Linked DNA regions of Mus musculus: all the other regions are linked to region 3. A link is a loop called in an ENCODE intact Hi-C map of the cell type or tissue named here. Cell type or tissue: heart. All regions are shown on one strand.

Region 1 (8,000 bases), 440 kb after region 3:
ATTAGAATTATTAAATGAAATAGAAGGAAATGCTTTCTTTTAGTAAAAATCACCTTTGTACGTAATTTGCTTCAGATCAATCCATTTGCTAAATGGGATGAATTCGCAGCAAATTCACACTCAAAAAGTTCTTTAGTACTTTTAAAAAACTTGAACAGACTTTTTTTTTTTTTAAAGGAAAGGAAAAGAACAGGGTTGGTTAGTTGGCTGAGTTTTTGCCTTGTATTAGTACCTATGTTAGATTCTTGGCATATACATGAAAAAAAAAAGGAGGGAAAGATTTGCAGGAAAAAAAAAAAAAAAAAAAAGCCGGGCGTGGTGGCGCATGCCTTTAATCCCAGCACTCGGGAGGCAGAGGCAGGTGGATTTCTGAGTTTGAGGCCAGCCTGGTCTACAGAGTGAGTTCCAGGATAGCCAGAGCTATATACAGAGAAACCTTGTCTTGGAAAAAAAAAAAAAAAAAAAGATTTGCAGGGAGTTGAAGGACTGAGAGCTAAGGGATCAGTCACCTAGCCTGGAGGATGTAATGCGGAAACTAGAAGAGAAACTTTGCCTCAACAAGGCAGAGAGAGAAGAGACCCCTGAAAGCTGCCCTCTGACCACCACAACATAGTATGAATGCACCTCACCCCAAAATATACTCATAATGAAATTTAAAAACCACATTGAAGTTAAAAAATGATGTGTACCTTTTTCTGTCTCTTCAGTGTTTACAATGTCTTCCATCTTGGAATAGTTTCTTATATTGAAGCCAGTAAGTTTACTTAGAAATGAGTGCTCAGATCTTAAATGTTCAAGCTGACTTCTCAAGTCTTTCAAAGATTCCCACTCCTCAGAATCTGATTGGGAAATTTTTTGAAATGATTTCCTGAAAAGCAAATATTATAGTTACTTGACAACTGACAAATGTTTTACTTACTATACAAATGTTCCTCTAGATTCCACCCCTCGTACCGAAGGTGGGGCTTGGAGGGGTAGCTCAGTGGCTAGACTAAGAACACTGGCTGTTCTTCCAGAGGACCCCATTCTTCCTTCTAGCACCCACATGATAGTTTACAACACTCTGTAACTCCAGTTCCAGGGGAACCCAAGACCCTGTTCTGGCCTCCAGTGGGCACCAGACACAGTAGTACTCAGACATACAAGTAGTGAAAGCAGGCTTGGTGAGCTTAGGGACTGCCAAGTAAAACGGTACAGGCTGCTTCTGTAGGGTCTGAAGGACAAGTGTCATGGTAAGACAAAAAAGATTACTCCAAGAAAGAAAGAAAGAGAGAAAGAACATCTCAGAAAATCAGGAAAATGGATGCAACAGGAAATCACACTAAATAAACCAGAAAGGCAAATACTAGTTTTCTCTCATCTGTGAAACCCATATTTAAAGTTCTCTCTTCTACACGCCTTGGCCGTCTCCAGCCAATAGCAAAACCAAGTTCTGAAGGCACTCAATTTTTACATCAAAGAATATGGACACAGGGATATAACTAAACAACTTAGTTCCAATATTCTGGCTGCCAATCCACTCAACTATCAGGATCATTTTAAAAGTATCTTGGAGAATCAATAAGATGGCTCTGCAGGCAAAAGTACTTGCTGCACAAACCTGTAGTTCTATTGCCACTGGAGGGAAAGAACTGTCACTTGGACATGTCTATTCAATCTCTGACCTCCATAAATATGTTATAGCATACAAATGGAATAATAATAATAATAATAAATTAAGTAGCTCAGGAAACAGGTCTCAATCTTCCTTCAAAATGAGAAAAAAAATCATTAAATCTACACATTTTGGATTGACATTTAATGTATTCCCTAATCTGGACTCTTAACTTTTCAGTTCCATTACCGAGGAGTCCCAGATTCCATAACCAATCTACTATACCATACTGGGCTTACAATGACATCTTCTGGTGGGTTAAGAAACTATTTTCCCATGGTCTGACAAAGAACTTTTCAAAAGTTCAGGGGCAGGCTGTGTTGATAAAATATAAATTCTAAACTCGGTAAGTAGGGATGGAGTCAGCCTGGCAGGCTCCCCAACTCTAATCTTAATGCTTCCAGTCTGTGGGCCATCCCTGAATCAGCAGCAGGCATCTCCATTCTTGCTGTGAAGAGCATGCACAGCTGGAGGCCACACACACATCTCCCTCTTTCTTTCAACAGTTAACAACGTTCTCTTTCTTTAGAATTTGTTTCCTGCACTAAGGTTCTCTGAACCTGTTCCAAATTACACCTAATAAAAAAGGTATTTTTTTTCCATGTTTAAGATACTAAGTTACTGCTAGTTCTAGCCTTCCTTCTCTCTTTGAATGGGCAATGCTTGGGCTTTGGATTTCTCTAGGACCTTAGGCAAGCTATTTAACTATTTAACACTCAGATCAACTACCTTTAAATAAGGCTTAACAATAGTAACTAATCAGAAGACTATCACAGTTTCCTATAGAAGGCATTAGCCATATATACCAATTTGACCATGCTAGGCTGCCCTGCCCTGGGGCTATATACCCCCAACCCTTATGTTTCTAACATAATGCAGAAAAAAAAAAAAAAAAAAAAAAAAAAAAAAAAAAGGTCAGGGCCCCTTAACTACATCGTTAGATGAGTCACAAAAACAAATCCATGAAACCAGAGTAAGGAGGGAATCCCAACTAGACAAGAGCAAGTATGGTGGCTCAGGTAATAACTCCAACACTGTGTGTGGGAGTTGGGGGCTGCGGAATAGAAGACTCTTGAGTTTGAAATCAAATTGAGCCAGTTCCTGACCTACAGAGTAACAATGTCTCCAAACCCAGAAAAACAAAACAAAACAAAACCAGCTATCTAGATGCTGTTCTCCCGAAGGCAAAGACTGCTTAAAGAAAAGCCAGATTTTCCCTTTGATTCTCATCAACTGGGCGAAAACAACCCTTAAGGAAACTATTTTCTGCTGATTATAATCAAGTCATAAGCCCCAAACGCAGCGTTCACACACTCATGAGGTCATCGTTCTCCCAGAACACTGATTCAAGTTCACATTTCAGGACGTCTCCCACCACGTTCTTGAGCATGGGTCTTGGGGGGGTGAGGGAGTCGGAGTCCAGAACTGTCATAAGGTTGAGAGGTCCGCGGGGTGCTACAGGGCATGGGCTGGGAGGGATGGACCCGAGCCACGTACCAGGCTCCGGACGCCTTCTCCCCAGCGTTTTGCAGCATTCTGCACTCTCGCTGCAGCGCTGCGACCTCCGCCTCCAGGGCGCGCAGTTCGCGGGTCTCGGAATCCATGGCTACCGACGTGGAACCCTGAAGGTGAAGTAGCCCGGAGAATGGCAGTCTGGGCGCCTCGGGCAGCCAGGAGACTTCAAGGAGCGCGCGCGCTCCTGGAACGGACCACTCTCGAGCTCACGGGGGGAGAGGCTGCCGGGAGTCGCGCGTCCACGCCCACGGCCTCGGACGACGTTCCCGAGCCTGACGGCCCGCGAAATGTCGCGTCGAGCGTCTAGACACCCCCGCCGCCTCTGCGAGTTGGTTCGTTCCAAATTGCACGTCACCCTCCAACGGCCGCCCATCCCGTCTAACGGCCACTGGGCCAGCCGAGCTCTTACGTCACCGAAGGGGGCGGATTCTCGGAAGCACGAGGAAAGGAGTCTCTTTATTTTGGTTCCGCTTCTTCACTTCCGCCTACTTGAACCGGAAATCAGGAACCACGCGGCGGAGTGTCTTTTCTGTAGGAATTACCGATTTTTATTTTTCTTTCTCACACTCTGTCAGTTTTACAACGTGGAGGAGAACTAACAGAACGTCAGTAAAAGCGAAGGCGGAGGAAATAAAGAGCCCTCTGGAACTGCGGGATAACGGAACCTTAGGAGATTGGGTTGGAAACTTTGTAGGAAGGAAAGGAAAATGCACTTGCCGGCACGTGTTATTAGACGTTAAGTGCTACGCCGGGCTTGAGCTGAGTCGGACAAGCGCCCTGAGGAAGAGTGTTTGCTCGTGAGAAGTGATGGGCTATTGGGCTTAGCCTCTCCTCTCCTTCCTTAGGGGCTTCTCGAAGAGAGAGGGCAGGGCTGGAAGGATGGGGCGGTGGCTACCAAGAAGGGGTACACTGTAGGTTTTTTTCCCAGAGTGCTGGCCTTTGCTTTGGGCTTCTGCCGCTATTTAGTGATCTCGCTTGGAAGGAGACAGCCAACTTTTGAGAAAGGTTTGAGTAAGAGCTGAACATCCGCCGAGAGCTAAACGAGATGGAGCGACCTCTGGAAAACGTTTCCAGCAATCTTGGTAGGACAGTGTTAACAATTCCGGGTTCCAAAATTAGACTTCATTATGATCCTTGCTGTCACCACTACTGTTTTCTAAGTGGCACTGGGAAAAGCCGTAACCGCTCCTACTCCCCTGACCGATGAGATCCACTCAGACTGCTTTGAACAATACAGGCACACAGTGGGGAAACATATTTTAGGTATAACTTAAGTTGCCGTCTTTGTGATTTAACAGCGCTTAGGGGACACTTGTATTTTGCCATACTATTGTAATTGCAGACTTTGTTATGACTGGAGCTCCAGGATGAAGCTATTTTTATCCGTTAGCTTACTATTTTTGCCAGTATATGTTAAGGTAAAAATGTAGAAATGAATGGGGGAGGGCAGTACTTCGAATAAAAAATCAATAAGGATAAGATATAATAGCTGTGGTTGTTTTAGAGAAAACATCTGGGAGAAGATGTGTGGATGTGCTGTACTTAGGTGCAGTTGCAAAGTGTGTTCATTGAGAATGTGGATGGAGGGCCTTTGTAAAATCTCCACTGATAAAATCTGAAAGCAATACATATGAAGAGACATAGCTTCATAAGATGAAGTTGGCACAGAAGTTTCAGGGGAAAGAGTTGTGTTAAATTTCTGGAAAACTATTAAATTGTTTTTCTGTCCAAAATTAACTTTTCCAGATAGATGCCCAACATCCATGCAAGGCAACAGAGAAATGAAGCGCCTCTTTGTGGGTGGACTTGGACAGGGCATTTCTGAGACAGACCTACAAAATCAGTTCGGCAGATTTGGAGAAGTTTCTGACGTGGAGATCATCACTCGGAAAGATGACCAAGGTAAATCTGTAACACGAGGGAGTTAAAAACAGACAAGGTCAATGATATTACAGGAGAAGCAACCCCAGAGCTGAATGTTAGCGCTAAACATCATATATGGCTTCCTGGATTATTTCATATGAAAATTAATTTTGAAACCAGAAAAAGTATAAAACATTTGAATTTCTAAAACATCTGTACTTTGAATTTTCGGAGTCAACATTCTAACATTATCTTATTAAGTAGAGTGTCACTAACAATCAGGATGTCTGAACTGATTACACACTAATATACTGTTAAGAGGTGTCTGAATTGATTACTTCAGGGTTTTTTGTTTTTTTTACTCATTTTGAAATATTTTGATCATGTTTATAAAAATGCAGACTTTAGTCAGGTGAGGTAAAAAGTATTTTCTTTCAAAGAATAAATATCTATGAATGCACTTTTTGAGCTTGGATAGCTTCTTAAGGCTAGATGTGGTGTTTGATATTTTTTGATCTAGACCTCGAGGGGTTGAGGCAGATGTATATTCAGGGCCAGCCTGGTCTACATAATGAGTTACAAGACAGCCAGTCCTATATAATAGAGAGACCCTGTCTCAAAAAAAGAAGTAAAGAGAGGGCTGTTGAGATGTATATTGTTTTCTGGATAAGGATTTAAATCAACTTAAAAAAAAATTTTTTTTTGGTAGGAAATTCACAGAAAGTCTTTGCGTATGTTAACATTCAAATAACAGAAGCGGACCTGAAGAAATGTAAGATCATCATGTATTTTTTTATTCTAATTGTTAGTATAATTGTGTAACTTGAAATGACTTTGGTTCCATAGCTAAGCCTTGCTAGTCACTTAGAAGTTGTGTAGATGGACAACCATGATCAAGAGAATTCTGGAGCCCTTTATTTCGGGTTTCAGATGTGTTTGTGTCAGAAAGTATGGTATCACACATTGGCACTTTGCTCAGAAACTAGTGTTTTCAAACAATTTGAACAAAGGACCAAACTATCAATAGAAATTGCCTATTACATTTATCCCACTTGTCATTAGAGCATACCTTTCCTTGGTCTCTTTGGTTTTTTGGGCGGCCAATCCTTTGTCAGTAAGACCTGTTATAAAAGGTCCTTGAATATGACCAAGGTCATTAGAATATGACCTTGCCAGAGCATATCTTTGAAACTCGTATTCTTATTATAAGATTAGTAAAGATAAGGCTAAATACTAGCTTCCAGTGACTAAAAAGATGGAGATGATTTATTGTTCAGTCGATGCAGTTAAAGTATTGCAGTCTCTTGGAAGTCAAAAAAAGAAATAGTGAAGGGCAGGTGCCACTGGGAGAGGACAGTCAGCCTTTGATCATTTCATTTGTGAAGAGATTACCCTTGCTGAGAACATATATGAGGTAGAAGGTACAGTGCCTTACCTAATAATGCTATTATAAGGAGTAAGTTAAATAATACATAGTACATAGTAAAATATCTCCTTCTTGGAAAATTTTGTTAGTGCTTACATTAAGGAAGCTGACAATAGTTATTAGAAAATCAACTACTAGGGCACAACAGTTGAAGCATAGTGCTGTCAGTAGTTAATGTGTGCCTGCTTTGTAGTGATAATTGGATTGAGGAGAATAATTAAAATGCTACAAGATCCCAAAATGTGTACTAGTTCACCCTGAAAAGATTTAATTGATTATTTGCCATGTGGAAAATAAACAAAGTAGTGAATAATTATTTACCAGGAGTTCCTAAAATGAGTCTATAAACAAATTGCACATGTTTTGCTTTATAGTTTATGCATAATTTTCTGTTAGTGTTCAAGTAACTGAGAAATAGGGATCATAAGAACCTGGGGCTGCAGGGATAACTCAGTAGTCTAGAATGCCTGACTGCTGCAGAGGGCCCAAGTTCAGTTCCTAATATCCACATGGGTGGTTTACAGTGACAGATTCCAGGGCATCTGATGCCCTCTTTAGCCTCCATGGGCACCCACACACAAACGTGCATGCTAACATTCGAATATACACACTCAAGCATGAAATAAAAATAAGCTTATTTGTTTATTTGTCTTTCTTTGACAGGTAGGTGTCTCTGTAACAAATAAGCCTATTTTTCCTAGTACTAAGTAATTAGAGAGAGAAAAAAACCTTGTTGAAATAGAGTTTTGCATTGAAATAAACTTTGTTAATTCTTTACCTTATAGGTATGTCTATTTTAAACAAAACAAAATGGAAAGGTGGAACACTACAAATTCAGCTAGCAAAAGAAAGCTTTTTACACAGGTAAGATTTGCCTCACATTTATTTAAACCCATTTCTTTATAGTGTAATTGTTTTTATAAGTTTACCTGACTAATTTGAAATGATTGAGTAATATATTACTAGTTGTCATGATTTGCTTCTCAACTTGATACAACCTAGAATAAGCTGGGAAGAGAATTCTAATGTGTATTATTATTATCTGTGTTTGGTTGGCTTGTGGTTGTTTGTGGCAGATGGTTTTGATTCCTTCATTGATGTGGGCAGCCTGAGCCTGAAAGTGGATGGTGCCATTTCCTAGTTTGAAGCCTTTGATTGTATGAGAGTAGAGAGGTGGTTGGGACTATGCATGCATTCATTTATTCTGTCTCTTCTCTTTGCTGAGGATGTGAGAGGTCGCTTCAGGTTCCTGCCTTGACTACTCTGCAGTGAACTATAATGAACTAGAACCCAGAGTCGGGATCTTAATCATTTCTCCCCTAGGTTGCTTTTTACATGGGACATTTTATCACAGCAACAGAAATGTTGGTATATATGTATGTGTTTATTATTCCTTTCTAATACAATCTTAGGCTTCCCCTCTTCTGTAACAACTACCTGCATGATATCAGAAATGGCTGATTTCTGTGTCTCTTTACTAAAAGTCATTTAAACTCTACCTCTTGCTATCTGTAGATGATCTGTGAGGATGTCTTATAAGTG
Region 2 (8,000 bases), 160 kb after region 3:
GAAATACTGCCATGGCTCTGCCTGTTGTAGGGATGGAGGATGTACCCTCTGCCTGTGGCAGGGACTAGGGAGTCCTCCTGGATGGGTAAGGCTTAGAACCACACAGTGCCTGAACACGCACCCCATGTTCAGAGATGCCCTAAGATCTGTAGGCAGCAGGGAACAGGAAATCCTAGACTCTACCCCAAATGCCATGGGTACTATGCTTGCTTTGGTTAGAGCCTCTAACACCCGATCATCTCACTACAGAGGCCTCACCATCACTGTCACTGTCAGGGACCCGGCATTTATCCCATGCAAGAGGAAGCCTGTGTGTCAGGGTAGAAGCTTCCGTGTTTGCACAGCAGTCAAGGGATGGACTCTGGAGCTGGATAACCACAGGAGCAGGGCTCACAGCTCCAGCCTGTAGCTCATAAGCATGAGGGGCCACTGGGGAGAAGAAAAATTGAACCTCAAGGAGACCCCGCCCTGAGTGGAGTCATTCCCCATGGGAGGTTCCTGTGCCCCATTCAGGGCACTGGAATGTGGGCACACTTACAATAGTGTACCAGGTTTTCTTCCCTACCCCAAATCCAGAGAGATTCATTCATTACTTTCTTACTGTTACAGTAAGAGGTTTTCATATATGCCCACAAACCCTGAGCCACACATTAAGCATCAACTTCCATTTACTCTTTCTTTGTCCACTCCTAAATCATGTCACATTAACAAGACCAGTTAGGCTTTCCCACTCTCCGTCTAGCTCTCCCAGGCCTGCATCCTGAGGACTCAGTGCTGAGGTGTTCAGCCTGGGGGGGACGTCCAGTTTACTCATTTGGAAATATAATTCAAAATAGTGGTCATACCACACAGCAAAGAGTCTATTTTATGTGCCTTAAAATACCTGGTTATGGTTGGTGAAGTGGCTCAGTGGGTAAAGGTGATTACAGTGCAAGCCTTGTGACCTGAGCTCAGCTCCCAGGACTCATACACATAAAGTGGGAGGAGAGAGCCTCCACCGTGCACACACGCAGATGTACACACATTTAATAAAGAGAGATTTGGTTAATGTTACCTGAGTACTGTTATAGAATCAGTACCTACTGGTGCTAATTCTCAGAAACATAATAGGAATTTGGCAGCCTCCATGGTGAGTCCTTAGCCGTGGCATTGCAGGTTCCATGTGCACACTCCAGGCACACTGGTCCTGGCAGTGGGGCTGGAAGTTTCTATTACTTCTAGTGCTCTAGATGGCCCCTCCTAGCGCCTGTCTTGCTCCATGCTGGAAGTGGCCTTAGCTGCAGCCACTGCCCTCTGCAGAGTAGCATTTCATTTCGTGTGTCCTTGCTCTTTGTGCTGGGGGGAGGTGGTGTCCTGACATTGTCCTTGTTTACCAACCTGAGTGGAGCCTCTGTACTGCCCTGACGTGGGAGTGCTTGCATTCTTCCCTAGGTGGAGTTTGAGGGCCTCAAGCATGAAATCAAGCGCCTGGAGGAGGAGACAGAGTACCTCAACAGCCAGCTAGAGGATGCCATCCGGCTTAAGGAGATCTCTGAACGGCAGTTGGAGGAGGCGCTGGAGACACTGAAGACAGAGCGGGAGCAGAAGAACAACCTGCGCAAGGAGTTGTCGCACTACATGAGCATCAACGATTCCTTCTATACCAGCCACCTGCAGGTCTCCTTAGATGGCCTCAAGTTCAGTGATGATACTGTCACCGCAGAGCCCAACAATGACGCCGAAGCCCTGGTCAATGGCTTTGAGCACAGTGGCTTGGTCAAATCATCCTTGGACAACAAGACATCCACACCCAGGAAGGATGGCCTAGCTCCACCCTCCCCCAGCCTCGTCTCTGACCTGCTCAGTGAGCTCCACATATCTGAGATCCAGAAGCTGAAACAGCAGCTGGTGCAGGTGAGCGCGCAGAGCCTCATGCCCCATCCCTCCCTCTCCCCGTGCCTTTTGCAACACTGTAAGCTGTGCTTTTGTGACATGTAGCTGCCTTTAACTTCCTCATACCATACATGAAATTCTTACTGGTAAAGAGTAGTGTCCCAGAGGAGTAGGTTCCTGATTACTGTGTAAGGTTTAGTACCTTGGTACCCATGCTGCTCCCTTTGCTACCCAAATCATGTATGGGTGAGGTGACCTGTCCCTCGTGTAACTCCTACCTACAGACCACAGCTAGAGTCTTTGCAGGGCCATACATCGTCATATCTGAAAGTTTACTGTTGATCTATAAATGAGTGTTCTCCACAACATGAGAAAGGGAAGTGGCGGAGAGCTGGGACACTTAGGGACCCTGCCAGCATGCCCTGGACCCAGAGTTCCACAAATGAAACCCAGCTCCACCCCAGCACATGTTTAGTGACCTCTTATGGATGAGCACTATTGTTGGTGATAGTCATGGTCGCTGTGGTGAATTCTGTCCAGTCTGCTGTCAACAAGTGGCATGGGCAGGGAATTTACATAGCCCTTGGCCCATCTGGCTCAGCATGAGATGTTGTTTGGTCATCCTAGAGTCTTCTAAGCCTTGTTGACCTGTTTTCCTGCTATAACTACCTTTGCAGATGGAGCGGGAGAAGGTGGGCCTGCTGGCAACACTGCAGGACACACAGAAGCAGCTGGAGCAGGCTCGGGGAACCCTCTCTGAGCAGCATGAGAAGGTGAATCGTCTCACAGAGAACCTTAGTGCCCTCCGGCGCCTGCAGGCTGGCAAGGAGCGACAGACCTCGTTGGATAATGAGAAGGACCGTGACAGCCACGAAGACGGTGACTACTATGAGGTGGACATCAATGGGCCTGAGATCCTGGCCTGCAAGTACCACGTGGCTGTGGCTGAGGCTGGCGAGCTCCGGGAGCAGCTCAAGGCGTTGCGCAGCACACACGAAGCTCGCGAAGCCCAGCACGCAGAAGAAAAGGGCCGGTATGAGGCTGAGGGCCAGGCACTCACTGAGAAGATCTCTCTGCTGGAGAAGGCTAGCCACCAGGACCGAGAGCTGCTGGCCCATCTGGAAAAGGAGCTGAAGAAGGTGAGCGATGTGGCTGGTGAGACCCAGGGCAGCCTGAATGTGGCTCAGGATGAGCTGGTGACCTTCAGCGAGGAGCTGGCCAACCTCTACCACCATGTGTGCATGTGCAACAACGAGACGCCCAACCGTGTCATGCTCGACTATTATCGTGAGGGCCAGGGCAAGGCTGGCCGCACCAGCCCAGAGGGCCGCGGGCGCCGGTCACCTGTCCTCTTGCCCAAGGGGCTGTTGGCCACAGAGGTGGGCCGAGCAGATGGTGGGACTGGGGACAACAGTCCTTCACCCAGTTCTTCACTGCCGTCACCTCTGAGTGACCCCCGCCGGGAACCTATGAACATCTACAACCTGATCGCCATCATCCGAGACCAGATCAAGCACCTGCAGGCAGCCGTGGACCGTACGACCGAGCTGTCCCGGCAGCGGATTGCCTCGCAGGAGCTGGGCCCTGCTGTGGACAAGGACAAGGAAGCACTCATGGAGGAGATCCTCAAGCTGAAGTCCCTGCTGAGTACCAAGCGGGAGCAGATCACCACACTGCGCACCGTGCTCAAGGCCAACAAGCAGGTGAGAGGAGTGGGAGGGGGCGCTGCCACCAGAGCCTGCTGGGGGGCGCTGCCTCCAGAGCCTGCTGTTGGGAGGGATCACTGCCCACTGCTGCCACAGCCCCTAGGCCTGTGCCATCACCTTGTTGCTGCTGTCTCCTTCCTCAGGGCTTCCAGCCAGGGGATGGAGTGAGTGTGGGGATTAGAGGGTGCTTTAGCCAGAGCTTTTCAGTCATTAAGTACTGCTGCTTCTGTCCACCTTACAGTTGCTCACGCTGTGGTAACAGAGAGCAGTGGTCTGAGTGCCCTGTGGGTTCTCCAGGACAGAGTCTATGGTGCATCATTCTTCCTTGCTAATCAGGGTTGAAGCTAGGACTTACTGAGGCAAACTGGCATGCCAGGAGCATGGCTAGCATTTTGTCCCGACAGCTGCATGAGAAAAAATTTTTTTCAGAGAATTTTTCATGGTCAGCAGTTCCACCTTGGGCCCAGGGTTTCCACCTTGAACACAGGGCCTTACACCCTTCACCACCCCACTTTCTACTTCTCTGTCCCCCAGACAGCTGAGGTGGCCCTGGCCAACCTGAAGAGCAAGTATGAGAACGAGAAGGCCATGGTGACCGAGACCATGATGAAGCTACGGAACGAGCTCAAGGCCCTCAAGGAAGACGCAGCCACCTTCTCCTCCCTGCGTGCCATGTTTGCCACCAGGTACCTGCTACACTGTGATACTCTCCCTTCTGCAGCCTCTCTTCCCTGGAGCTACCTGTTAGCCTTACCCACAGCCTCCAGCCTCATTCCAGAGTCCCACAGGCCTGTTGGTTCAGCACTGTAGTAGCCCTGCCAGGCCCCCAACACAGCTCAAGGTTTGGAGACTACAGCCCAGTCCCAGCATGTGTGTGGGGCTGCCCTTCTCGACTGAGGAGGAGGAAAGTTTATGCGGTCCCAGGGCCCTCAGGTGGCTGCTCCCCAGCCTCCCGTGCCTCTTGTAGGCAGTGCCATTTTGGTAGACATTCAGCAGAGGTGTGCATCCATTTCCCTGTTCCCATTTCCCTCTTCATGACCCTGGATGCTCCATTTCCTGTGCTTTGAGCATAGGAGTCCTAGAAGCAAAGGGCTAAGGGAGTGAGCTCAGGGGATGGGGAGTACAGTTTTGAGGTCTAGTTACCAGTGGTGACAGATGCGGCCCAGACTAGTTTGTTATTCCTCTCCTGTAGTGTAGTCAGGGCTCCAACGCAGCCAGTTTGCCATCCATTCCCAGCCTTCCTGTCAGGGATGGGCAAGCGAGCTTTAGGCCTGGGGTTATGCAGTTTCCTTCCTCTCCCCTGGGGGTTCTTCCTGTGGCCTGGGAAAGAGCAGTCTTAAAGGGTGGAAAACAAGGCCCCTGCCTATCACCCTCCAAAGACAGGTGGTGCCACCTGCTGCTCAGTGTTGGAATGACAGTGTGGGGATGGCAAGGCTGAGCACCGAAACTGGGTCAGCTGGCTGTTTCCTGTAAAGTGTGAAGAAGCTGAGACAGGATGGGCCAGGACCTGTTTCCCTCCCTCCAGCCCCAGTCTCTTAGCATCCCTGCAGGTAGGTCCTGCCAAGGCAGGCACAAGCAGAAGAGTCCAGCATTTCTCTGGACATTTCCTACCAGATCTTAGGGGAAGAAAAACATTTTTTTGAGACAGGTCTCACTATGTAGCCCAGGAACTTGCTATGTGGATCAGGCTGGCCTAGAACTCATGGAACTCTTCTTCCCTCTGCAGCCCACCCCCACTCCCACCCCAAACCCTACCCCACCCTACCCCCTTGGTGGGATTAGGAAAGAATTCTTGTAATTCCTCAGCATCTTGTACAAATCATAACCTTTGAAGTTTGTTCTGTTTATAAAGACCTGACTTTTCTGGTGAATCCGGGATTTCAAACATATGAGGAAGACAGTATGTAGTCTCTGAGGGGAGCTCTTAGGCACCAGCAGGGTGTGGGTAAAGCAGAGCCATGGGTAGCAGAAGGGCAGTGCTTAGAGCCCATGTGTCCACCACCACCTCTAGAGACACTTGCCCAGTGTCTTAAGATTCCACCAGACCCAAACTAGGCAGGTGTGCCGGTGTCACCCAGGGAACCTTGGCCAGGCTCTCTCCCTCCACTCGATGGGGGTGGGGCATGCTGCATCACAGCAGGTGGAGGCTTGGGTGCTCTGATTGTCACTCAGCAAAGGCTTACTAACCACCAGCTACGGTTTGCAGTAGGATCAAGCTCAGTCCTCTCTCAGTTTACACCCAGATCCTGGGAGCTAGTGATGTCCCAGTATCTGAGATACCTTTTTGTTCTTAAAGTGGGAGAGAGCTTACTGGAAGAAAGTCAAATGGATGAGCGCCAAGCCTTGCTTATCAGAACCACTTCAAGCCTGCAAACAAATACCCCCATGTCTTAGGGTTGCTGTAATGAAATACCATGGCCCAAAACTACTTGGGGAGTGTATTTTACCTGATAGCTTCTAGTTAATCAGCTAGGGAAGTTAGGGCAGGAGCCGGTGCAGAGGCCATGGAGGGGTGCTGCTTACTTGCATGCTCCTCGTGGCTTGCTCAGCCTGCTTTCTAACAACACCCAGGACCCAGGCATGGCCCCACCATGGTGAGCTGGGCCTTCCCACATCACTAATTAAGAGAATGTATCACTGGCTTACCCAAAGACCAATCTGGCAGAGGTATTTTCTCAATTGAGGTACCCTCTTCCCAAATGACTATAGTCTCTATGTCAGGCTAACATAGAAAGTAGCCAGCACTCCCCAAGCCTTCTGCCCTCTCTCCCTGCAAAGAAACAAATGCAGTACCACTGAGTTGAAGGTAACCTTGCTGTTCTGTTTGAGCACTGCCTCTCTCGTCCTGGCCATGGCCTTATTCCAAAGGAGCCTTTGCACCAGGAACCAGAACAAGCTTCACCAGCTCTGGCCCCAGCTCAGGCTCCAGGAGAGATGCCTTGGAGTGCAGTGGGCACCCGGGCCTGCTCTCCCTCTCAGCCTCTCAGCTGTGCTTTGTCTCCACAGGTGTGACGAATACATCACACAGCTGGATGAGATGCAGCGGCAGCTGGCAGCTGCCGAGGACGAGAAGAAGACCCTTAACTCTCTGTTGCGCATGGCCATCCAGCAGAAGCTGGCGCTCACCCAGCGGCTGGAGCTGCTGGAGCTGGACCATGAACAGACCCGCAGGGGCCGCAGCAAGGCCGCCTCCAAGGCCAAGCCAGCCTCACCGAGCGTAAGTCACACCTGCGCCTGCGCCAGCGAGAGGGCGGAGGGCGCCGGGCTGGCCAACCAGGTGTTCTGCAGCGAGAAGCACAGCATTTACTGTGATTAGGGCTGTGGGGCGCCGCACACCTAACGTCCGCTTCACCTCAACTAACCCAGCTGCAGCAGCGGGACAGCAGTGCTAGGCCGCTCCTAACGTGACTAACGCACAGAGGGCGGCACTCTAGGCAAGTGGCAGCGTTGGGGTACATCTGTAACCAGGACACTTTGAGCTTTGTGCTGCTTTTCATGCCACAGCCCCGCCCCCAGGATATACCATGTCAGTTGCTGTCCTTTGGGATGCTGGTATCAAAAGTAGGGGTGAAGCTGCACACCTTTGTGGAAGACAGCGGAGTGAAAGTTTTCCAGGGCCTCCAGGCACTGTTAGGGAACCCAAGGGTGAGTTCTTCCCTGGACACTCACAGGGGCAGAACCTGAGTTGAAACTTGCATGTTGCTCGCATGTGTCTAATATCAGCACTTGAAAGCAGTTTTGTGAGGCTCTAGCCTGCATCATAGGACTAGCCTAGGTTAGCTCGCTGTGGCTGGCATAGTTTCATGAAGAGTTTCCTTGTAGTTTGTGCAGCATCTCACTGCTAACCACATCCAGGATGGCAGTCCCAGAGGGAATGGACCATCTCTGGTTGCAGCCTGTGTTCTGCAGTGAGCCCCCACACCTCAGACACGATAACCATAGCCCAGGCAGACAGCGCAGCTGCTCCATCTCAAAGATCCGCATGCTGCTGTGTCCTGAAAGGTGACAAATTAGCAGGGCCTGAGGTCCTAGGTTTTCTTTCTTGACGAGAGTGTTCCAAGTGCCTGGTCAGACCTTGGTCCTTGGTTCAGAGCCTATTATTTGGTCCTTTGAGATCTGCAGCTTGTGCTTGGGTCTTTTCCTAGAAGTTGTCAGACCCAAAGAAGCAGTGTTTTGAGAACTACTAGTGCTCTACCAAACTGCACGGCACAGTAGAGCCCAGCTGTGTGCTAGGGGACTTTTTGTGGGCCCGGAGCTGTGCTCAAAACTGGCAGGTAAGAGTTGTGTGGTTCTCGGTGCAGTTTGTGGATACTACAGAAGGAAGAAAGGCCTCCGAGGGCTCTCCTTTTCCAGATGCTCTGTCAGTGCGGAGCTGTGGCATCAGATCAGGTGTGTGCTTTAGTGAGTTGTAAAACAGGACTC
Region 3 (8,000 bases):
AGATTGGGTTTTGTTTGTTTGGTTGGTTTTGGTTTTTTGAGACAGGGTTTCTCTGTATTGCCCTGGCTGTCCTGGAACTCACTTTGTAGACCAGGCTGTCCTCGAACACAGAAATCCACCTGCCTCTGCCTCCCGAGTGCTGGGATTAAAGGTATATTGGGTTTTTACAAACAGGGTCAGTCACCATGCCAGACCTGTCCCTGGCTTCATCCCAGGGTATGGAATCAACAGGCTACCTCTCTCACATCTCTGCTCCCCTGCAACTTCCTCCTGACTGGTCTGACTTCTCACTCCTGCAGCATCCCACCTCTGAAGGTGGCTTTGTGAGGTCCTGCCCAACCCAGGTGGGCATGGCCTATCAACATGCCTAGCCTATGGTAAGAACTTGGGGGTGTCTTCCAGGAGTTCATGGTGTGACAGTGGGAGCTGCATTCATCAAAGACCCCATCCTTGGCCCAGGAAGCTACTCTCAAGAGAATAAGGATAGGGCTGTCCTGGTTGAAAGCCATTGCTCCCTCTAGGCCCACACTCTGGCTCTTTGGCTATTCCATCCCTATCCGAAGCCATCCGCACCTCCTCACCTTGGCAGCTGGGAACTTGGAATACTGGCCCAGGCCCCTGAGAGTGTGTTTAGGAGACAGACTTACCAACAGCCCAGGGATACCCAGTGACTTGCCACATTGCCAGGTGCTCCAGTGCCTGCAGCATCTCATTGAAGAGTTCACTGAGCTAACTCACAGAACAGTCCACAGGGCAGACATTTTGTGGTTCTATTTATACCTACCTAAACCTCCATCCTCCTACCGGCTCTGCAACTGCCCCACTTTCAGAGAGGAAAATGAAGGCACACTAAGGTTATAAGCCTGCCATCAGCCTGGAGGTAACAGCCAAGCTGGGGCTGCCAGTTGACATTCTCCTTCTGTCATTTACATATGAATCACCGAGAATTCTGGGGTCTGCTCTCTTCCAGACAGGAGCAGGCCAAGGCTGTCTCACTCCACATCGTGCCAGGGTGTACAAGGATGCACACACAGTAGGCATTTACTGAAGAATTCTGAGTGGGCTCCAGTCCAAGGTCCAAAGGCAAGGCGAGATCTGCTGGTGGATAGTGGCCAGTGCCTCATAGCGGCCTCCTCCTACCCTGAGTGCCACTAGCCAAGATGGACCTCTGCTGCCCACAAGCCATGAGTCACAGGAGCCCTGAGTCACCTGCCTTGGGTGGCCCAGCCCAGGGCTAAGCCAGCAGCAGCTTTAGGGCAGTGTACTTCCTGTGCTTCCTGTGGCTTTTATAAGCTGTTCATGCAACCACATAGAGGCAGCCACTGGGTATAATGGAGACTCGGGCAAGGCTCTGCCTGGATACCAGGCTCCGGTAAACAAGGCCAGGAATGCCTTTACTAGATAAAGAAGAGATCATTCTGTGCAGAATCCATGAGCCTTTCCCTGTAACTTCCCTCCCTGCCAGCTCGTACCAGAAACTTGGCTCTGTCACCTCATCTTCAACTTCAGCAGCCCAGACCTAAGTCCTCACTCTGGCATTTGGGACCCTGAAGCAGCTGGTCCCACCTGCCCTTACTCTGCTCCTAGGGTCCCAGAGCCTTCTGTCTGCAGCTCACTAGAGCCAGGACCCATGCAGCAGGCTGGGAAGATGTGATTGATTTATGCCCAGTTTATTTAGCCCCCTTCCAAGAATTCACAATTCTCCTGGGGTCCAGAACTTGAGCATCGACTCCCCTCTGAACCACTCCCATAAGTTCTTGTCATAGTACTTGGTTTGGCTTAGATCACTCGCTCCATACTATACTGCCTATTCTGTGAAGACACAACTCTCAGTATCTATCACCACCAAACACACACACTTTCTCTCTCTCTCTCTCTCTCTCTCTCTCTCTCACACACACACACACACACACACACTCACACTCACACTCAGAGGCAACAAAGACTAATGTGTATGGCAGACCCTCAGCTGGTGCACCAGGGCACTGAGCCAAGAATGAACAAGGGATCTGTCGCCCCAGGGCTGCCCATCCAACCCTCTCAGACTTCTGCTTTTCAGTCTCCATCTCCCACTAGAAAAAGGTGGGATGCTTAGAAGTGTCAAAGCGCCAGCAAGTAGACTGCAGAGAGGAAAGCGTATTATTGCCACAATCAAGGCCTGCCTGTGTCCTTCCAGCTAAAAGTTCTCCACCCCCACAACTACCTGTTCTCCTGGAGGTGGGATGTCTCATTTTCCATGGGTATCCTGTCTCTACAATGGGCCCTTGGAGGCCAGCACAGGCGAGATCTGTCCCACACATCCTGATGAACTTACTAGAGGATCTGGGAAACCAGAGGCTGAGGCCAAGGCTCCCATTCTGCTCCTACCACTGACCAGCAGGGTGGTCTGGGGGCACTTACCCAACCTGAGATTTTATCTTCCCATTCCTACACAGACATGAGAATATTCCTTCTGCCCCCAAATGGCTATTCTGAACAAGAGTGTATATTAGGGGCTCTACACATAATGCTCAGAAATTGCAGCTCCAAACAAGAAGGGCCTGGAAGATGGGGTCTCCTCTAACCTGTTCTAGAAGTCACCAGGTTGCAACCTATGAGGTCTTATTTTTGTGCATGCCCAACGCTGACTCCAGTTTAGAGACCCCTGGGATTTCTGGGGTTACCTCATCTCTCTGGGCTATCCCAGGTGAACTCTGCCATATGAAGTACAAGAGACTCCCAGAAAAAAAGTGCATCTGGTAGCTATCACGTTCCCTAGGCTCTAAGGCAGCAGGGGTCCCTCGCTGACTCATCCTCTCATCGGATCTTTTACCGAGAGAACTTAGCACAGCAATGTCACTGTGTCCCTCTGGGATCAGGAATAAAGTGGGTGAGTCCCCAGAGCAAAAGGGTTGGGCTGGGGCAACCAAGCCATCCTGGAGAAGAGGGATCCAGTTGTTGGGTCCGAATTCTCTAGACCCATCTAGAGCGGGAAACACGGGCGTCTCCCTGGTACTACAAGCTACCCAGGTTTGCAGCGCCGGTCCCGCCTCCAAGGGGGTTGTGTGCAAGCGGCGCTCTAAAGTCTCAGCAGACTGGCGAGGAGCACCATTTCCCTCTCTCAGATCCATCCCGTCCCGGGACACCGCCCGTTCCGCAGGCGCAGCCGGTGCAGTGCACCGGGAGAGCGCTCACCTGCTGCTCTTCCTCCTCGACCCGCGACGGCCCCCCACTCAGCACCCGAGACCCCTGGCGCCCCCGGCCCGTCGCGCAGAGCCCGGGACACCCCGCCGCCGCGCGCCTCTTACGCCCGCGTCGCCGGCGCCAGCTGACGCCAAGGTCACACGGCTCCCGTCGCCCTCCTGGACCCGCGCCCACCTGTCATGGCGGAGGACACGGCGCCGCCCCGTCGTCCTCGGCTGTCCGCCGCCCGGCGCGAGGGCTCCGGTGACCGCCGCCCGCAGGCCTGGCCCTAAGCCCCGCCTCTTCCCTATAGGTCCCGCCCAGCGACGACATCTTAGCCCCCAAGCCCCTCCCTCCGATTAGCCACGCCCCTTTCTGTACTTCGCACTGGAGACGCGTCAGCCGTGGGGCGGCTCGGGCTCTAAACAACTTCCCTAACTCTATACTACGCGCAGCAGAGAGCTCGGCCCCTGAGGAGCTTCTCCTGTAGCGACGCCGGGAGTCCCGCTCCAGCTAGCATAAGTGACCTAGCGGAGAAACTCAGTACCCAAGTCCTTGTCTGGACCAGAGAACTCAAGCCACGTCCCGGCTCAAGGCTCGCCCCATTCACAGCCTCTCCAATAGCTACCCGGGTCGGCGTCCCTTCGCCTATGCCCTGCCCCTCCTCCCGGTCTTGTGCCTGCTTTTTGCGGAGGTTAGGAGGTTATTGTGAACTTCTCAGTTCAATTTTCTGCTGCTACGCTCTGGCCACCCCACTCCCATCTCCTGGATGAAGAAACCGAGTCTTAAAAGAGACGAGAATTACCCAAGGTCACATAGGAGGTCAAGTCTGGCATAAAAGGCTGGTGGGAGTTCATTGGCAACCAGGGACCGAACGGAAGTCCACAGGGCCTCGACCGGACAGTGATGAATTGAGACTTAACAGAGAACTTAGTGGGTCCTCGTTCTACCAAGTCCCCCATTTACACAGAGGACAAATGGCTGGCATTGCCGCCTAGTTAAGGAAGTCATGTAGTCTGACCGAGCCTCAATTTTCCTAACTGTAAAATGTGTGGCCTCAGGTGATAAATCTTTCTGCCTCCCAACTTGTTTCCCTTCTGTTGTACATAGGCCTGGCTCTTCAAGCTCTGGTACCAACCACAGGAAGGCCCCAAGCCCAGGCCCAGCTAGGAAATGGAGATCTGCGAGGGTCGGGGAGGCAGGACCCTCACAGCCAGCAATGGCAGCAGGCACCAGATTTTGCTTCTCCGCTGGTGCGGCTAGTCTGGCACACTTTAGAGCTGTAACTTGAGATATTGGAACCAGACCAGGACCAAGACCAGGAATGGAGGCCCCAGGTCTGGATGCACTTCCCGGACAGTCCAGGAACCCCCTGGGTCCCTGAGCCCTCCGTGTCTGTCTCTGTCCTCCCCAGTGCTGCAACCTCTCATCTTGGGAGTGAGAGGCTCGAAAGGAATCTGGAGATTGACTTACAAGGTCACTTAGAGCTCCAAACTCTTGGACCCAGTGGTATTGATCAATACATTCCTGCCCCTTGCTAAAAACTGCAGAAAGCGAGGTTTGCTCAGGTTCCCCACCGGCCAGGCAAATGCAGAGTCAGCAGGCAGCTGTCCTCAGCACTAATCTGTGCCTGCAGAGGGGACAGACAGCATGGACAGACTTTGTTCCAGAGCAGGGTATAGGTACTATGTACCTGACCTACATGTGTGCCTGGGCCAGTCTGGGCTAGATCCAAGGGCTACATCTTGCAGGAACCCTGCACAGACCCCATTGGGACCATTCTGAAGGGCTCCAATTATTGCACACCCATCACTGTGTTCTAGCAGTGGGGTGAGACTGAGGACTTCCTGAATCATGCATTTTTAGGCATCCCTTGCCAGACTCCTCATCAGGAAGGCCAGCATTCCACCTTTGTATCTTCCTCTGAACCTGAGGACCTTACTTGGTCCCATGAGAGAAACTGAGGCCCTCACCCCCTTTAGCAGTCTGAGGTAGCCTCCCAACTGCAGGCTACCTGCTTCTTGGCACTCCAGAGTCTGTGCAACATTTGATCCAAGGACAACACTCAAGTTCACAGAGATTCTACATCCTAGACCATATAGGAGTCCCCTTCCCCCTACCTCAAGCCTGCAGGGAGAGAAGACCTTAGTCTGAGACAGGACAGCTACAGGGACACACGGGGCTACAAAACACACCCAATGTCCACTCCAGGATCTACAAGAGATGCAAGGTAGACCCCAGATCTAGGGATAGGCCCTGGGTATTCCTCCTCTTCCCTAAGGGGCACAGGTTGCTGCTTGCCTGCTGGCAGGACCTGTTGACATTTGAATGTGGAAAGGCCAGCTGATGTTGGACCCCACCTCCTGCAAAGCAGCTGGGAGCCTTCACTGGCATAGACAATTGAGCTGGTCAGAAGTCACAGCCTGTTGGACCAGTACTTATGACCATTGTAGTAAAGGGAAAGAATAAAAGCTAGGCTCAGAAGATAACCTGGCTCTATTTTGAATATAGTAAAAGCAGTATGGGGTTTATAGCCAAGGAATAGGTGTGTGGAGGCCTGGCAGATACAAAACTGAGAGACTTAGTTGGTGGAGTGCTTACTTGCTCGCCTAACGTATATGAAGCTCTGGGTTAGATAGAACTCCAACACCAAATAAACTAGTCATGGCAGCACAAACCTGTGATCCAAGTATTCAGGAGGCAGAGGCAGGTAGAGGAGAAATTCAAAGTTTTCCTTGGCTACATTGTTTAAGGTTAGCTGGGAGAGATGAGACTGTATCACAAAATAAAAAGGAAGGCAACATCTAGAGTGATGGGACTGGGGAGATAAGTCTGCCTGCTCCACAAGTCTTGAAGAACTGAGTTCAAATCCACCGTACCCATATAAAAATCCGAACTGCAAATTCTGGTCTCTACACGCACCAGCCACATCTTGTGCACACTCAAGTATGCACACACACAAACACACAAAGTGTAAGGGAGATTCTGGCTAGCCTAACTGTGAGGGTTTGAGTTTCACGGCTCAAACACATTCGGTTTAATCCACAAATGAGGTGTGACCAGGTTAGACTGACAGGAGGTGATTAAGGCTCTGCCCTCACCAATGGATTCATCCATCTGTGAACTAATGGATTAGGGGATTAGTGGGGTATGAGGAATGGCTTTGTAATGAAGGAAAGCTTACTGCTTCTCACTATGTCCTCCACTGAGCTGTCCAGCAGAAAGACCCTTGTCAGATGTCTTGAAGACACTGGCTCCATGCTCCCAATATGTAAACTAAGCTACCCAGACATGAACACCAGCTATCTCATCTGCGGTAAACAGTTACAGCCAGAGAAAGCAGGCTGAGACGGTGACCTCCCGTAGTCTTGCTGAGGGCAGGCCAAGGTGGTCAGACGCATAGGAAGACAGTGTGGAGGAGGAACTCCATCCTATATAGAGGGAGGGTGGTAATCTCACACAGGGGGGCGTTTGTTCAATCTAAACTTAACAAGGAGATGTAGTTAGCCTAGGAACCCAACTAAAGTTTGGTCAAGCAAGAGTCAGTGTCAAGATCTCATCCTGGCAGTCCCATTCTGTAACCATGACAAATATCAGAAAATAAGCATGATCCCAGAACTCGGAGAGCTGGGGCAGGAAGAGTGATTTTGAGGAGAGTCTGCTGTATGAGAGCAAGAAACTTTAAAAGTTGCACAGAGACGCTCATTCTCTTTAGGGTAATTTGTACCAGAAAAGTGAAGCCAGCCCCACTTTTCACCACCCCCTCCTTATACCTAGCCCCTTCCGTGCCCCTTCCTCATCTGTTAGCTCTCTCTTCCAGATATCCAGCCCATTTCCCACCTCTGTGGTCGCCGTTTCATTTCTAACCTGGATGGTGGCAGCTACTTCCTCACTGGCTTCTTTTCCTCTCCTGTCCCCACAGCTGCACTTTACATGGCAGCCACAGGAGCTATGACTGTAAGGTGGACTGCTACCTGGGGGTTATGTCCTTCCTGTTTCTCCAGTGGTTCCTGTCTTTTCCAGGCCTTCGTGCGTCTGGGCTTCCTTCCCATACTGTTCCTCTGAGATCCCCACTGAACGTCCTCTCTACTGTGGGCTTGGTCTCAGCCCCGATATTACCACCTCGTGTGATCTCTGAGACCATCTCACATGACACCGTGCTCCCAACTCCAGAGCACTGTCACCTCCTGAGGATGATTCCCTATACACACCACATGGCTAGCATTTGTTCAGTAGTCATTTAATGAATGTATATTAACAATACAGTGTATAACTGAGGTTTGGGACAGAAAGATAAGAACACATACTGTATGACAGGGCTATTGGGCCTTTCTGAGAGGATGAAGCTAGACAAAGTGTCCCCAAGCTGGAGGTAGGGTACATGATCCTTGGGTATGGGTGGTCTGCATGGCTGAAGGTGAACATGACCATATGAACAGGCAATGGTGGCTCGAGAGGGCCTTTATGCAAAAGATAGGACATCCTCTACATTCTCATGTGGCCAGAGGACACCACCCATTCATTTATCTCTTAATTTATTCAATAAATATCTCCTAAATGCTGAAGCCAGAACCAGATCACAAGGACCACCCTTCCCCTCTACACACACACACACACACACACACACACACACACACACACAAATGCGAGGTCACAGACACACCTCTGTGTAGGTGCTAATGATTGCTATGACGTTGAGTCAGAGCAAGAGGCAGAAAATGCTTCAAGAGGTTGTCAGCATGCAAGATGGCTCCGCCGAGCCTTGTGGTATGGTCATAATAATGTGTGGCTTCCCTCCACAAGGAACCAGGATCGTCCATGTGACACATGTGTAGCTT

The links. Hi-C counts contacts between places; a loop is a spot of excess contacts. Peaks named below come from ENCODE experiments on the same cell type or tissue, not always from the same donor. Only the 100,000 strongest peaks of a DNase experiment are listed, where the experiment ranks them.
Region 1: it touches region 3 in a loop (4-fold over the local background); 5 of 42 quality-filtered maps call a loop at or near these places.
Region 2: a loop joins it to region 3, with 3 times the contacts of the local background. A loop is called at or near these places in 6 of 42 quality-filtered maps.

Annotation. Positions count from the first base shown.
Region 1 is chr13:49,649,432-49,657,431 of GRCm38, forward strand. It overlaps Cenpp (centromere protein P), which reads right to left and starts at 3,300. Exons shown (of 8, transcript NM_025495.3): 1 at 3,152-3,300; 2 at 690-868. The coding sequence starts at 3,258. Nol8 (nucleolar protein 8) reads left to right here and starts at 3,647. Exons shown (of 17, transcript NM_001271397.1): 1 at 3,647-4,251; 2 at 4,916-5,071; 3 at 5,742-5,804; 4 at 7,244-7,322. The coding sequence starts at 4,215. In heart, no CTCF peak of the experiment used is centred here; a DNase peak (open chromatin) is centred at 3,490; H3K4me3 peaks cover 2,788 bases; H3K27ac peaks cover 1,383 bases.
Region 2 is chr13:49,376,459-49,384,458 of GRCm38, forward strand. Bicd2 (BICD cargo adaptor 2) reads left to right here. Exons shown (of 7, transcript NM_001039179.2): 4 at 1,432-1,893; 5 at 2,550-3,575; 6 at 4,113-4,264; 7 at 6,585-8,000. The coding sequence ends at 6,894. Among named protein-coding and RNA genes, the nearest start is that of Bicd2, 39 kb to the left of the region's middle. In heart, a CTCF peak has its summit at 4,976 (motif pointing left); DNase peaks (open chromatin) are centred at 4,953 and 6,743; H3K27ac peaks cover 510 bases.
Region 3 is chr13:49,212,580-49,220,579 of GRCm38, forward strand. It overlaps Card19 (caspase recruitment domain family, member 19), which reads right to left and starts at 3,447. Exons shown (of 6, transcript NM_026738.2): 1 at 3,358-3,447. The coding sequence starts at 3,364. In heart, no CTCF peak of the experiment used is centred here; DNase peaks (open chromatin) are centred at 1,232, 2,031, 3,502, 6,972 and 3 weaker places; H3K4me3 peaks cover 2,310 bases; H3K27ac peaks cover 2,417 bases; H3K27me3 peaks cover 1,028 bases.